2 separate regions of the Homo sapiens genome follow, and region 1 is linked to region 2. The links are chromatin loops, found by intact Hi-C in ENCODE. Cell type or tissue: CD4-positive, alpha-beta T cell. All regions are shown on one strand. Each heading gives the region's core, and the rest is flanking DNA. Links, peaks and the distances in the headings are about the cores only.

Evidence for each region. A loop is a pair of places that touch in the nucleus more often than their neighbours do. Peaks named below come from ENCODE experiments on the same cell type or tissue, not always from the same donor. Only the 100,000 strongest peaks of a DNase experiment are listed, where the experiment ranks them.
Region 1: it touches region 2 in a loop (4-fold over the local background); 7 of 110 quality-filtered maps call a loop at or near these places.

Annotation. Positions count from the first base shown.
Region 1 is chr3:15,437,612-15,443,986 of GRCh38, reverse strand. EAF1 (ELL associated factor 1) reads right to left here. Exons shown (of 6, transcript NM_033083.7): 6 at 1,374-4,878. The coding sequence ends at 4,832. Among named protein-coding and RNA genes, the nearest start is that of EAF1, 13 kb to the right of the region's middle. In CD4-positive, alpha-beta T cell, for the core only: no CTCF peak of the experiment used is centred there; a DNase peak (open chromatin) is centred at 4,806.
Region 2 is chr3:15,592,158-15,601,034 of GRCh38, reverse strand. HACL1 (2-hydroxyacyl-CoA lyase 1) reads left to right here. Exons shown (of 17, transcript NM_012260.4): 3 at 4,611-4,651. Among named protein-coding and RNA genes, the nearest start is that of HACL1, 5.0 kb to the left of the region's middle. In CD4-positive, alpha-beta T cell, for the core only: no CTCF peak of the experiment used is centred there; no DNase peak of the experiment used is centred there.

The DNA.
Region 1 (6,375 bases), core at 3,527-6,026, 160 kb after region 2:
GGGAGGGCCAAGCCAAGAGAAGCCATTGGGTGGCTTTTGGTGCCCTCTGCATGAATCATGAATAGAAATATCTTAACTCTTACTGGAACTTTCGTTTATCTGGCCAGGAACAATGCCAGAATTGGGAGGGGACTTAGCGATCATGTGGCCCAGTGGTCTCAAACATGGCAGTCACAGGGCATGTGAATGTAATAGATGGCATTAATAGCCACAATTCTTCCCACCTCCCTGTATCTACACCCTTTCCAATCTCTTTTTCAACTCCTCCCATCAATTTTGGGGAATGGATTTCCCCACCCCTTCATTCTGAACTTAGCTCTCTAACTTGGTTTGGCCAATGATGTCTTAGCAATTGTGACAGAAGTATTTTGGTTCCTCTCTTACTCTTACACCTCTCTGCCTTTGCCATGACAACATGCCCAGGCTAGGCTGGTGGAGATGACATGGAGCAGAGCTGTTGCCCCCACTCTGCTGGCCAAAGCCATCCTAGATCAGCTGAACCTCAGTCAACTGCCAGGCCTATGAGGGAGCCAATCAAGACCAGAACTGTCCAGCTAAGGCCAGTCTAAAGCCAACTCAGACTTGTGAGCAAAATAAATGCTTATTAGTCATTGAGTTTTGGGATGGTTTGTTACAGAACATTACAGTGGCAATAGTTAACTGAAGATAAAACTCCCTTCAGTGATGGACACCACCACTTCCCCACTGAGATGGTTCAAGTCTAACTCCTATTACCATCTGAGGGAACAAGCACATTGCAGAATTAAGTAGCAGAGGATTTCTAGACTTAACACGTAATTTAATTCAATCCAAATATATTGAGCACCCATTAGAGACACTACAGCGAATTAAAAAGGAATATGGCCACTGCCTACCTAGAAGTTTATACAGTCTAGCAGAGGAGCCAAGACCACAGGTAAATGTGAGCACTGCTGAAGCAGAAGTGGAGAATGGAAGCAGGAGGTCAGGATTTCTAGCCAAATGTCAGCTGGGAGTCAGAGGTGTGTGTGGCATAGCATTCCAGGCAGAAGGAATCTGGTAAACTAAAATGACAATAGGATATGTCTAGGGATTCAGTTTAACTGTTGCATGGTTCTCAGACCCAAACTAAGCCCTCCTTCTCAGACCAAGTAAAATGGCCTCAGATGTAATTCAGTTTTGAACTTCATACCTTTTAAAAACTGAAGTTCGTCCTTCAGTTTTGAATGTCACACCTTTTAAAAGCTGAGGTATACTTCCTAATGATTATAAACACCAAATTAAAAAGGAATCCATTTAGTTAGCTATTTAGGCTTAAGCACAGAAGGTTCTTAAAAGAACCCTATATTGCTCATTGATTTCTAAAAGAAAATGAAACCCACCAAGACAAGAAATGTGTTGCTGACCTTCACTTTTATTTAAATATAGTGATCTTTTAAGAGAATAAACAAAAAATACTTTACACAGCAAATATTTTACATAAATGTAAACATGCATGTCTACTTCATAATTAAGCAAAAAAACTTTTAGGCACAAGATTTTAAAAATAAAGAATGAGACAATGAAACCAAGACTGGAATAACAGAAGTAACAAAAACTCACATTTCCTAACTCTTCAATTGGTCTTGTCTTCCAACCTATTGGTTAAGGCCTGAGTTTCAGAAATCCTACCTTCCTTGCCAAATAGAAACATCCACTTTGGCTGTATATAACATTATCCACATAACACACTAATTCTCTTTCAAAATAATGTAATAAATATACCATTCATACACACACACACACACACACACACACACCCTGCTGAACCAGCCTCTCAAATAGGAAAATAAGGATTTTGGAATTTTCAAGTTTTCCTACAACCAAAGCACATACACACACATTAACACCTTACATAGAAAAAATGATTCTGCTACAGAAATAAAATCGTTAGTGAGTGGCATGATTACAAACCTCTAGTTCATTTGTATTAAGTTTCTTCAATCACAACTTTACTAAGGCTTACTAAGCGCCTCTGACACTTCAGATTTAATTAAGTTTTTCATCTCATCTAAATGACCCACAGTACAGTAGACATTGTACAGCACAAAAAAAAGGCAATTTTAATAATTCAGTTAAAGACTTCTAAATCATGAAAGTCAGCATGGATACTTTCAGCTGTCTCCAAATGCCTGGAATGTTTTCCTATGTCTATCCTCTGCACTTCACTGGCTGGGTAGTCTTCTCTGCCTTCTACCCCACCAGGCTACAACCATTTGAATGTCCATTCCTGTGGATACCCCAGGGAGGAGATGAGAATGACAGTCCCTGCTTTTTTTTTCCCTTTTTCTTTTTGTAGAAACAGGGTCTCGCCATGTTGCCCAGGCTGGTCTCAAACTCCTGGACTCAAGCAATCCTCCCACCTCAGCCTCCCAAAGTGCTGGGATTACAGGCATGAGTCACCACAGCCAGCCCAGTACCTGCTTTTAAGGAGCTCATACCGACCAGAGTTCAAGCAAAAAAAAAAAAAAAAAAAAAAGGTCAGTATGTACACACAGGGCACTCCATGTGGGTTGAAAAAAAAGACAAGAGTCCACAAAGATGGTACCCACAGAACCTCAAAAGTGGGGTATGGAGGGAGAGAAGGAGAATGAGAGAAGGCACAGAGGCAGGAAGAACAAGTCCGGTTTGGCTGGCAGGAGGGCATCTGTGAGAAGCCATCTGTGAAGCCAAATTCTTGATTTCTAAAAAGAAAAGATTGCTTACTCTGGTGGGTAAAGCTGGAGGGCAGAGGGCAGAACCACCAAAGGCTTTGTGCAGAGAACAAAATTGAAGCCGTGCTAGAGAAAAACCATACAGTGTTGGGCAGGACAGATGACAGGACAAACGGTCTGAAGCTCAGGAAGCTTGACTCACCAAGCCAGTGCCACGTGCAAGCATTTCCTATAGAAACACGTCTTGACCCAACATGCCAAAAACCATAGTTCTGTCTACAGAAATCAAGGCTTTCAGAAAAAAGTTGGGGAGGAGAGAAAGAGAGAGAGGCTTAAATAGATATTTTTAGTTCAAGTTCCTGGAACCTGCCCCAGTTTGAGCAAGTTAAGAGCAGTGAAACAATTCCTACATCCAGTAACAATTCAAGTCTCCTGATCATGACCTTGTGAAACCTTCCCTGAGCTGTCATTACCAAGGAATTATAAAGCAATTATCAATCCACTATAAATAAGTTCCTACCTGCCATTAAATCCACCAAAATCTCATGATGGGCTGAGAGCCCAGCACGGGGTCCTAGCGTAGACCTATTACCTACACTAGGGTAGGTGGTGTGAGCATGCTGCTGGGCAGTGGCTCTCTGGGCTCACTATGATGATGAAACAGTTGACTCTATGAAGTTTAACTCTAATGAAAGCCCCTATGACAGACCACCTATTTCCTTTCTAAGTCCAGACTGCTTCCCCTCCACTAGCTGGGGAGGGAGAGGCCATATGAGTGGAGGGACCTGTGGAGGAAAAATTATTATTACTACCTTGATGTCCGCTGAACCAAAGTGGATGGAAATTTCTCAGGACATATTCATCCAAACTACAAAAACAGGTTACTCCATACTGATTACAGGATGATTTATCACACATTCATTAAATATAGAACATTGACTAGCAACCAGTTTCCTCCAACAACAGATCCATTTGGAAATGGCACACTGTAGAAGGCAATCTTGTGACTTCCTTCTAGTTGTATATAAAAAATACAAATCGGTCAGGGAGTCAGGTACAAAACAGTGGTACAAAAGCATGAATAGATACGCCTTATCAAAGAATGTGCTCATTTCATATTGCAGAACTTCTATCTAGATTCTGATTTTTAGAAACTTACTGCTGGTTCATTTGTTCGGAGAGGTTTCTTCACACCTCTCTTCCACTCCTACCTCCCCTTGCTAAAATCCACTGACTGAAGAATACTTAGTATGGATCCACATGGAACCAAAATCCCCAACTGAATGGAGTCACATGCATCAGCACAGTGGCTACCGGTTTCATCTGCTCACCCAGCCTCATGTATTTAGGGACTGAATTCAAGCTAGAAGCACCCAACACTTTTGTCTTTTGGAATCTAATCCAAGTGCCAATGTACATCTAAAAGTCCCATGTATAGGAATCTCTTGATTCCTACAAATGAGATTCAAGGGAGAGAACAGTGAGGAAAGCCCAGAGAGGGGGCAGGAGACTGGCCACAAGCCAGGTGTGTACTTCCCTTTCTTAGTCTGTAAATGACAGGTTGAGCTGGCAGGACTCCATGGTCCTCACCAACTGACACTCAAGGACTCCATTCTGTATTCTGAGGTCCATTTCTATCCAGGCTTGTCAGGCTGAGTCAGACAAAACTTCCTTACCACTTTGTGTCAACAATTTAAAGTGGTTTTAACATACTTCTATGATGTAGTTTGAGGTTTTCCCTCTCTCTCCTACCCATCAAAGACTTCATTCCACTGGTACCAACCACTTGGCCAAACTGATGGCTGCTGAGGTTTAAAACTGAATCTCTGGCCTGGTGAAGATATGGCCTTTGAGTAACTTAGACCAGGGCACATTTATCTGTTTTTCATTAACAATTTTAACTAAATAGAAATATAATTCTGTTAGCTCTTCTACAGGTCTACTTAAACTTTGAAAGATGAGATTGTTCAAAAATGACACGAGAAAATCACCCATCACCACTAAGTTAAAGACTTGAATATGTGAGAGTTCCAGAGCCTCAAACTCCTACTACAGTCACTGATCCATAACATTTTCCTCTTGCAATGGACTCCACGCCAAAGTAGCTCAGTCTTGCGGCATGTTTGTGCACCAAAAAGTAGGTTTCGAAAGATCCAGCACTAGTCATCACTGTCACTGCCAGACTCACTCAACTGCAAGTCATTTCCTATTTAAAAAAAAAAATAAAGTAAAATCATAGAATCAAACAAAAGTACAGAATTTAAAAATGACTTCCTCATAATTTTTTGTTAATTGCCTTGGCTATCACACTACAGTAAAACCTTGTTAATTCAACTTAGGGAAGAAAATCAAATTGGCTCACTGAAACAAAATGGTGCTTTTGGTTATCTACAAAGCACAACAATACTGCATATTAGGGTAGAGCAAAGGAGAAGTAAGCTGGATAACTTTTAAATGGTTTAATAAATAGCAAGAAAATATTTAAAATATGTCTGGGCGCAGTGGCTCACGCCTGTAATCCCAACACTTTGGGAGGCCAAGGCAGGGAGATCATTTGAGGCCAGCAGTTGGAGACCAGCCTGGCCAACGTGGCGAAACCCCATCTCTACTAAAAATATAAAAATCAGCCACGTGTAGTGGGACATGCTTGTAATCCCAGGTACTTGGGAGGCTGAAGCAGGAGAATCGCTTGAACCCAAGAGGTGGAGGTTGCAGTAAGCCAAGATTGCACCACTGCACTCCAGCCTGGGCGATAGAGTGAGACTGTCTCAAGGAAAAAAAGAAAAAAGAAAAAAAAAAAAAAAGAAAATATTTAAAATAACTGATCACCATTCGGAAGAACTGATCACATTAAGTTGCTTTATAAAGGCAACTTAAGAAAATATCCGGTAGGCTTCCCATTAAGAAAGGTGAATACTGTTAACACCAGTAATATGCTAATGCAGTATCTGCTCTGGCACACCTCTGTCCAGGATAGTCACGTTATCTTAAATTTCAAATCTGAACTAACGTGCTTTACAAAACCCCAGATTCCTGTTTACTAGGCAGAATTTAGAAGAATATAATTACTTAACATTTCAATCTAATACAATAGGAATACATATAACAGAACCCCAGTTGATACCACTTGTAGCAAAAGTGATTTTCTTTATTTCCAAATTGCTAATCTCTAGGCCAGTTCTCCTCAAAGTCTATTCTGAGGACTCGGGGTTCCATGAAACCCTTTCAGGGGGGTCTGATCCTGAGGTCACCCCTTTTCTAACTACCTAGAATGCCAGATTTTCTTCATATACTTCAGTCTCTATGTTAAAGATGGGGCATATAATGGCAATGTCTTGAGATATTTTTGGTTGTCATGGGGCTGGGGAGGTGGGAAGAGACTGGTACTGGCATCTAGTGGGTAGACGTCAGGGATGCTCTTAAACATCCTACAATGTGCAGGACAACCTCCCACAAAGAAGACTTATCTTGCCCAAACTGCCCATAGTGCTGAGGTTGAGATTATCTCTGCCTGGTCCACAATAGTTGGATTAACTAGGTTAACTTCCCCACTGTTACCTCTAGACCTTCCAACTTCCTTAAAGGAAGGTGTACCAAGAGAGAACATTCATCAGGGTTCCAAAAAGAGAAAAGCATAGAAAATTAGCCCTCTGTTCACCTTCAAAACAAATAAATTTTTGTTCTTGTTTTCCTGTTTTACTTT
Region 2 (8,877 bases), core at 2,333-4,832:
TAGGTATGCATTGCAAACACCCAGATAGCGCTTACCACTCTTCTGCTACTTTACATATATCATATCAATCACTGTTGAATATTAACTGTTGTTACACCAAGTTGACAGATGAGAAAAGACACAGGTTAAGTAAAACTTGCCTTTGGTGACACAGCTGGTAGTAGCAGAGCCAGGGTTTGAACCCACGTATTCTGGGTCTGAGTCCATTCTCTTACTACTATACTGTATGTCATGATTGGAATGGACAGTTTATGAGTAAAGTCTGACTTCCCTATTAGGCTACAAGCTCCATTAGAGCAGGGATATTATTTCTTCACGACACATCTGTACCCCCAGTGCTTAGTGTGGTGCCTGCATAAGAAAGGTGTTCAGAGATTACCTGTGGGATAAATGAGTGAAGGCCAAGGCTTTGTTGTATGATTGGTTCGGGGCAGGGTGGAGGATATCACAAATGGTAGTGCCTTGATGGAAACTCAGATGGCTCAGATCCTAGCCTGATGCTTTTTCCACCACATCATGCTGCCACCTTTCTTAGAGGCTTATTTGGAAGCAGGATAAGGAAGATACGACGTTTTGTCAATCCACTTTAAGTGCATCCTCTGCCAATCCACCTTGCTCTTCTCTCAGTAGTGCGGGCTTGAAAGGTCAAGAATCCACTTCTGTGATATCACATACTCTCAGTCCAGCTGAGGCTAAATATTCCTGCTTTACACTCCCACCGTTGCCTTCTAATTTAAATTCTTGCCTCCTCTTGCCCAAACAACTGCCTGGCCACCCTAAGTGGTGCCTTTTGCCATCATACATGAGTGCCTGGAGGGCAGAAGTTGTGATTCATTTGTTATATCACCACAGTGCCTGGCTTGGTTTGTGCTTTCACGTGGTGTAGATGCTTAATATTATACATTATTTATTAATTGAATGACATTCTTTATTGAATGACATTCTTTATTGAATGACATTCTTTATCTACAAGGTTTGAGATTTGTATTTTTTAATCTTAAAACTAGGAGGTTTTGAGTTTCTGTTGCTTCTACATTTTACTTGTCTTTGTTAGAACAACATTCTGTTCTTTCATCTGTGTGAAAAAATGAAGCTATTGACCTATGAATGGAACCTATACTTAACTGTTTTTGTAGAGATGACATATCTGCCACTGATTTCTTCATACAGCAAACATTTATTGACTAAGTACTGTATACTAAGGATTGTGCTACATAACCTGTAGGAGAGAGGGATGTAAAGAAGGAGTGAGGTTTAGTCTTGATCTTCACGTTGATCAGTCCTGGAAGGTGAGGGTAAGACTTACAGAAAAAGACTCATCTATTATAACTCTCACAATAGATGTAGTAGCACAGAAGGGGTGACTGGTTCTCTTTGAGGACAGAGAAGATTGCCTGTAGAGGTAATGTTAGTTCATGTGGTTCCCTCAAGGTAGGTAAAGGCATGGTGAGCTGTGAGACTGGTAGGTAGGTTGAGGGGAGGTTGTGGGAAATCTAAAAAGAGTTTGAATTTTTTTTTTTTTTTAACAGTAGGCAATGGGGGAGACTAAAGGTTTTTCTAAACAGGTGGGCGATGTAATTAGATTTGTACTTCAGAAAGATGATGCGAGGCATGGTTGTACATGCCAGTAATCCCAGCTACGAAGGGGGCTGAGGCAGGAGGATTACTCAAGTCCAGGAATTAGAGGCTGCCTGGGCAACATAGCACGACCTCTGTCTCTAAGTTTTATTTCAGCCCCTATAAGCTTAGTTGAGGGTTCTTTAGGTCCCATGTGCTGTGTTGGGTGCTGGATACAGAGATGAATGATAGTTCCTGGCTTTAAGGGGCTTACAGCCAAGCTGTGGAGACAGACACAGACAATTGTATTATAAGGTGGTAAGTGCTGTGATAGAGAGATATCCAGGGTGCTATAAAGCCCAGAGAAGGAGTACCCAGGCTCAGCTTCCCACAGGAGATGATGTCTGAGCTGTCCTGAAGGATAAGCAGGCATTAACCAGTTAGGAAAGAGGAGGCAGGCTCCTCTGGAGATGATTCCTAGATTTTGGGCTTACTTGATTGATTGTGTAGATCATATTGTCTGTGACTGAGACTGGGAATATAGAGGGAAGAGCCAGCTTGGAGGAGAAAGGTGATGTTCAATTTTGAACACATGCATTTGAGATGTTGGTGGAACATCCCAGTGCATATGTCCCTCAAGCATCCTGACTCTATGGTAGTCAAAGGAAGACTTAAATGGTACCTGAACTAAGGGTAGTGACAGAATGATTCAGAGGGAACATGAAAACAGGCTAAGGCATTCAGGACATGTTTGTGATAAAGAGAAAGATGTAGTTGGGTGTGACTTCATTGTCTTTGATTAGATCCATAGAGTAATCAAGACATACTGACCAATTGGCCAGCAAGTAGGCAGATTGTCAGCAAGTTCATTGTTCTTGAGAGCTTACTGTGTGTGGGCACTATTTTGAGTGTTTTACACATACGAACTGATTTCATCCTCACAGCAGTGCTTTGAATTATTTTCATTTTATAGATGAAGAAACAGAGATTTAGAGCAACTTGCCAAAATTACACAGTAGAAAGTGGGGAAGCTGGGATTTAAATCAAAACAGATTGGCTCGAGAGTCCACTCTCTAAGTACCATGTACACTGTTCTGCCTGTGAATGGAGGTAGTTTAGTAGAGGAACAGATCTTTTATGGTCATAAAACCAGTTATGGCCAGGCGCGGTGGCTCACGCCTGTAATCCCAGCACTTTGGGAGGCTGAGGCAGGCAGATCACCTGAGGTCAGGAGTTTGAGACCAGCCTGACCAACATGGAGAAACCCCGTTTCTAAAAATATAAAATTAGCCAGGCGTGGTGGTGCATGTTTGTAATGCCAGCTGCTCGGGAAGCTGAGGCAGGAGAATTGCTTGAACCTGGGAGGTGGAGGTTGCCGTGAGCCAATATTGCATCATTGCACTCCAGCCTGGGCAACAAGAGCGAAACTCCGAAACTCTGTCTCAAAAAAAAAAAACAAAACAAAACAAAATAAAACAAAACAAAACAGTTACCTCTCAACTTTTGACATTTCCTACCAGAGGAATATACTTTTTGTTACGTGTTGTTGTATATTTTGCATTGCCTAGCAACATTTCTTACCTAGCTATCATAAGTGGGCAATTCTTTTGGGTGTCTAAATAAAGTGTTCTTATTGCAGCAGGTATTTACATGCCTGCATTTCTTAGGAGTTGTCTTATTCTCCTAATGTGAATTTGGCCTTATGTGCAAAAGGAAAGAGAGATGGGGCCAGTAGAGAATAGCGACACAGGAAAAGAGCAGAGTCTTTGTGCAGGTTCTCAGTGGGTGTATGATAGTAGAGCCAGTTAAGATTATGATCCATAAACATTTCCTTTTTTTTTTTTTCCACATTTATGTCGTTAATGTGGAGTTCTTTAAGACAGTATACTACTTCATTTAAAGCTGAATGAAGGCTAGGAAATACGCAATTCATTATTATTTCTAAAGAAATGAGAAGAAATAATACTGGGAAAAAAATGATGTCCCAGACTAAGAAGAATTTGAGAGAGCACTCAGCATTTTCCCAGGTTATCTTGTGTGCATTTAATTTAGTGCCCCCTCTCTTCCTGATTATGAGCTGAAGTAGAGTTACAAGGTAAAAACTATCCATATGCAGGCCATAAAGGAAATCTCAATAAATCGCCAAGGATTGAAAGCGTGCAGTATATGTCACCTGACCATGTGGAAGTAAAGTGGAACTCAATAAGAGATCACTAAAAAGAATCTCAGACCTTTGGAAATTAAGCAACATACTTTTTGGTATTTTGTAAATATTTGAAAAGATTAACAAAATGAATAAACTTCAAGATAGACTGATTGAGAATAAAAGAGAAAACAGATTACCAATGTCAGGAATGAAAAAGGAGGTATCACTACAGATCCTAATTAACCAATGGGTTGAAGAAGAAATCACAATGGAAAGTAGAAAATATTTTGAATAGAATGATAATGAAAAGATGCAACTCAAACTTGTAACCTATAACTAAAGCAGTTCTTGGAATCATTTTAAACAAATTATTAGTAAAGAAAATTAAAAACCAGTGTTCTAAATTTGTATTTTAAGAAGCTAGAAAAAGAAAAGCAAATCAAATTCAAAATGACTGAAATAATAAATACAAGAACAGAAATCAATGAAATAGAAAACAAACAATAGAGAAAAACCAACAAAAATTTTCGAAGAACTAAAAAAATTTGTTCTTTGAAAAGATGGATAAATTTGATAAACCCCTCATGAGACTGATGAAGAATAAAAGAAAGAAAACAAATTACCAATATTGTTAATAAAAGAGGACATTCCTATTGATCCTGCAGATATTTAAGCAATTGTAAGAGGATGTTTTGAATAACATACATATGAACAAATTTCCTGAAAAACTAAAATTTAGATAACCATTATTTGAAATTTATGTGTAGAACATTTATTACTAAGGTTGGAAATATTTTAATTCTGCCTTTACCACTATGTTCTTGTCTATTATTTAATAGTAAGTTGCTGTCATAAATGTACTATAAGGATCCCAATATGCTCAAGTCCCAGTGTTGTTTTCTCGTAGGCTTGTTATGCTGCCTCCGCGATTGGATATCTGACAAGCAGGTAAACTAAAATTTGTTTCACTTCAATTACTTTAATATTTTGGGGTAGAACTATTACGTCTTTCAGCTGAAGGATGAGTTCATTTGGAAAGATTATAGAAAAATATATTAAATAACAAAGGATAAAAAACATTTAAAACTCTCTGAGGACCACATCAAAAGAATAATGATACCAGAAGTGTTTCAGAGTGGAACACATTGCCATTTTGTAGAGTGAATCACTGGTGATCAGATAGTGAGTTGATGTATGATACCTTGTCTTGGATCTCACAACTACCCCAGCACACTTAATACAAAAATGCTTGGTTCAAAATGTGACTGTTGAGAGCTGTTCCACACGTTCTGATTTTTTAGTGTGTATCCATGTTACCTAACTACCACCCCCTTTTTATTATTAAAAATTAATACATTTTTAAAATGTCCATTTTGGAAAACTTGGAAAATATAGAAAGCACAAAGAAGAAAATGAAAATCGACTAGGCACGGTGGGTCACGCCTGTAATCCCAGCACTTTGGGAGGCTGAGGCAGGTGGATCACCTGAGGTCAGGAGTTTGAGACCAGCTTGGCCAACATGGTGAAACACCATCTCTACTAAAAATACAAAAATCACCCTGGTGTGGTGGCATGCGTCTGTAATCCCAGCTACTCGGGAGGCTGAGGCAGGAGAATCGGCTTGAACCCAGGAGGCGGAGGTTGCAGTGAGCTGAGATTGCGCCACTGCACTCCAGCCTGGGTGATAGAGTGAGACTCCGTCTCAAAAAAAAAAAAAAAAAAAAAAAGGAAAAAAGATGAAGAAAATCACCTATGATCTCAGAACTGTTAAGAATTGGTCATTTTCTTCCAGTTTTTTCCCTTATCTATGTATTTTTTAAGCAGAATTTGGACTCTCACAGGAATGTGTATCATACTTTTTTCACATATGTTAGTTTTAATACATTTTTTTATTTCCAAAAATGAAACTAGTAATTCAGTTGCTAAGAAATGCAAACTAATAAGATTCTCAAAGTCTAGACCTCACCAGAATAGTTTTTTTTCTGTGATAAGGAACTTGTGAATTTGAACCTGAAAAAAATAGGCCATCAAGTAACACTATTGTCACTGTTTTCTGCCGCTTTATTTACATATGACAAATATTTTAATCTTTTCATTTAGCTTGGAAAGCATTTAAATTATAGTTATTAATTAATGCCTTAATGTAAAAAATGCTAGAACAATGATTAAGAGAATGGTTAAAAGTTCATACTTTTTTTTTTTTGAGATGGAGTCTTGCACTGTTATCTGGGCTGGACAGTGCAGTGGTGCAATCTCGGCTCAGTGGAACCTCTGCCTCCTGGGTTCAAGCGATCCTCATGCCTCAGCTTCCCCAGTAGCTGGGATTACAGGCATGCACCACCACACCCAGCTAATTTTTGTATTTTAGTAGAGATGGGGTTTCACTATGTTGGCCAGGATGGTCTCTGTCTCTTGACCTCATGATCTGCTGGCCTTGGCCTCCCAAAGGGCTGGGATTACAGGCGTGAGCCACCATGCCCGGCCGAAAAGTTCATATTTAAAACATTTTTGCTGTTTGAATGAACTTCTGGAGCTGCACTGGCAAGTATAGTAGCCACGAGCCGTATGACTTGTTTACATTTAAATTAATTAAAATTAAATAACATTTAAATCATAGTTTATCAGTTTGTAGTAGCCACATTTCAAGTGCTCAGTAACCATGTCAGTAGTGGCTACCGTATCATACTGCAAATGCAGAACATTTCTATTACTATACAAAGTTCTGTTGGATAGTACTGTTCTAGAAGTTTAGTTTACTTGGTGGTAATTACTTATTTTCAAGTCTGTCTTAAACAGAAATTTTTAAGAAATTATTTTATAAGTGTAAAATGGTGAACTGAATTATATTGAGATACCTTTTTCCCGAGTGGTTTAAGCTTAGAAAGTCACACTGAAGGGTAAAACATTCAAGTTCAATATTTATTTATTTGGAGTCTCACTCTGTCGTCTCCATGCTGGAGTGCAGTGGCACCATCTCGGCTCACTGCAAACTCCACCTCCCAGGTTCCAGCGATTCTCCTGCCTCAGCCTCCCAAGTAGCTGGCACTACAGGTGTGCACCACCATACTCAGCTAGTTTTTATATTTTTTAGAGACAGGGTTTCATCATGTTGCCCAGGCTGGTCTTGAACTCCTAGACTCAAGTGATCCATCTGCCTCAGCCTCTCAAGATGCTGGGATTACAGACGTCAGCCACCGTGCTCAGCCTCAAATTCAGTTTTAAAAGATTTTGGGGACCAGGCGCGGTGGCTCATGCCTGTAATCCCAGCACTTTGGGAGGCCGAGGCGGGTGGATCACCTGAGGCCAGGAGTTGGAGACAAGCCTGGCCAAACATGGTGAAACCCCGTCTCTACTAAAAATACAAAAATTAGCCGGGTGTGGTGGCACATGCCTGTAATCCCAGCTACTTGGGAGGCTGAGGCAGGAGAATCACTTGAATCCGGGAGGCGGAGGTTGCAGTGAGCCGAGATCACACCATTGCACTGCAGCCTGGGGAACAAGAACGAGACTTCGTCTCAAAAAAAAAAAAAAAAAAGACAAAAAAAAAAACACAAAACATTTTGGGCAGAGCACTGCATTCAGAATTACTTTCCTATCAAAGATCAGTCGACGTTATATTTATTTGTTAAGAAATGAAAAAAAAACCTTTTTTCATACAAAAATGAACTCAGCAGTCAAAAATTTGCTTCTGTATACCATTAACTTGATTTAGTCCAGATGTAGTCCAGATCAAAATAAGTGGTTAGAGACATAAGGTGTGAAAATGATAGGTACCTTATTTCTCACAAGAAATCCGATATCTTTCTTTTTTTGGGCCAGGCATGCTGGCTTATGCCTGTAATCCCAGCACTTTGGGAGGCCAAGGCAGGCAGATTGCTTGAGCCCAGGAGTTCAAGACCAGCCTGGGCAACATGGTGAAACCCCATCTCTACCAAAAAAAAATACAAAAAATTAGCCGGGTGTGGTGGCATCTGCCTGTAGTCCCGGTTACTTGGGAGGCTGTGGTGGGAAGATCACCTGAGCTTAGGAGGTTGAGGCTGCAGTGAGCCCTGATCATGCCACTGCACTCCAGCCTGAGCAACAGAGTGAGATGCTATCTCAAAAAAAAAGTGTGTATATATATACACACACGCACATATATATGTGTGTATATATACACACATATATACGTATGTGTGTATGTGTGTATATATACATATATACGTATGTGTGTGTATATATACACACACATATATGTATATGTGTGTGTATATATACACTTTTTTTGAGATAGCATCTCACTCTTGCCCAGAGTATATATGTACATATGCGTACATGTGTATACACGCACACATGTGCGTACATGTGTATACACGCACACATGTGCGTACATGTGTATACACGCACACATGTGCGTACATGTGTATACACGCACACATGTGCGTACATGTGTATACACGCACACATGTGCGTACATGTGTATACACGCACACATGTGCGTACATGTGTATACACGCACACATGTGCGTACATGTGTATACACGCACACATGTGCGTACATGTGTATACACGCACACATGTGCGTACATGTGTATACACGCACACATGTGCGTACATGTGTATACACGCACACATGTGCGTACATGTGTATACACGCACACATGTGCGTACATGTGTATACACGCACACATGTGCGTACATGTGTATACACGCACACATGTGCGTACATGTGTATACACGCACACATGTGCGTACATGTGTATACACGCACACATGTGCGTACATGTGTATACACGCACACATGTGCGTACATGTGTATACATGTGTATATGTATACAAGTGTATATACAAGTGTATATGTATACAAGTGTATGTATACGTGTGTGTATGTATACGTGTGTGTATGTATACGTGTGTCTACATGCATACGTGTGTGTATACGTGTGTCTACATGTATACACGTGTGTGTATACGTGTGTCTGTATGTATACATATATATAGAGTATACTCTGGTGCCCAGAGTATATATACATATATGTATACATATATATACGTATGTATACATATACACGTATGTATACGTATATATGGATCCATATATACACGTATGTATACGTATATACGTATGTATACATATATACACGCATGTATACATATATACGTATGTATACATATATACATGCATGTATACGTAT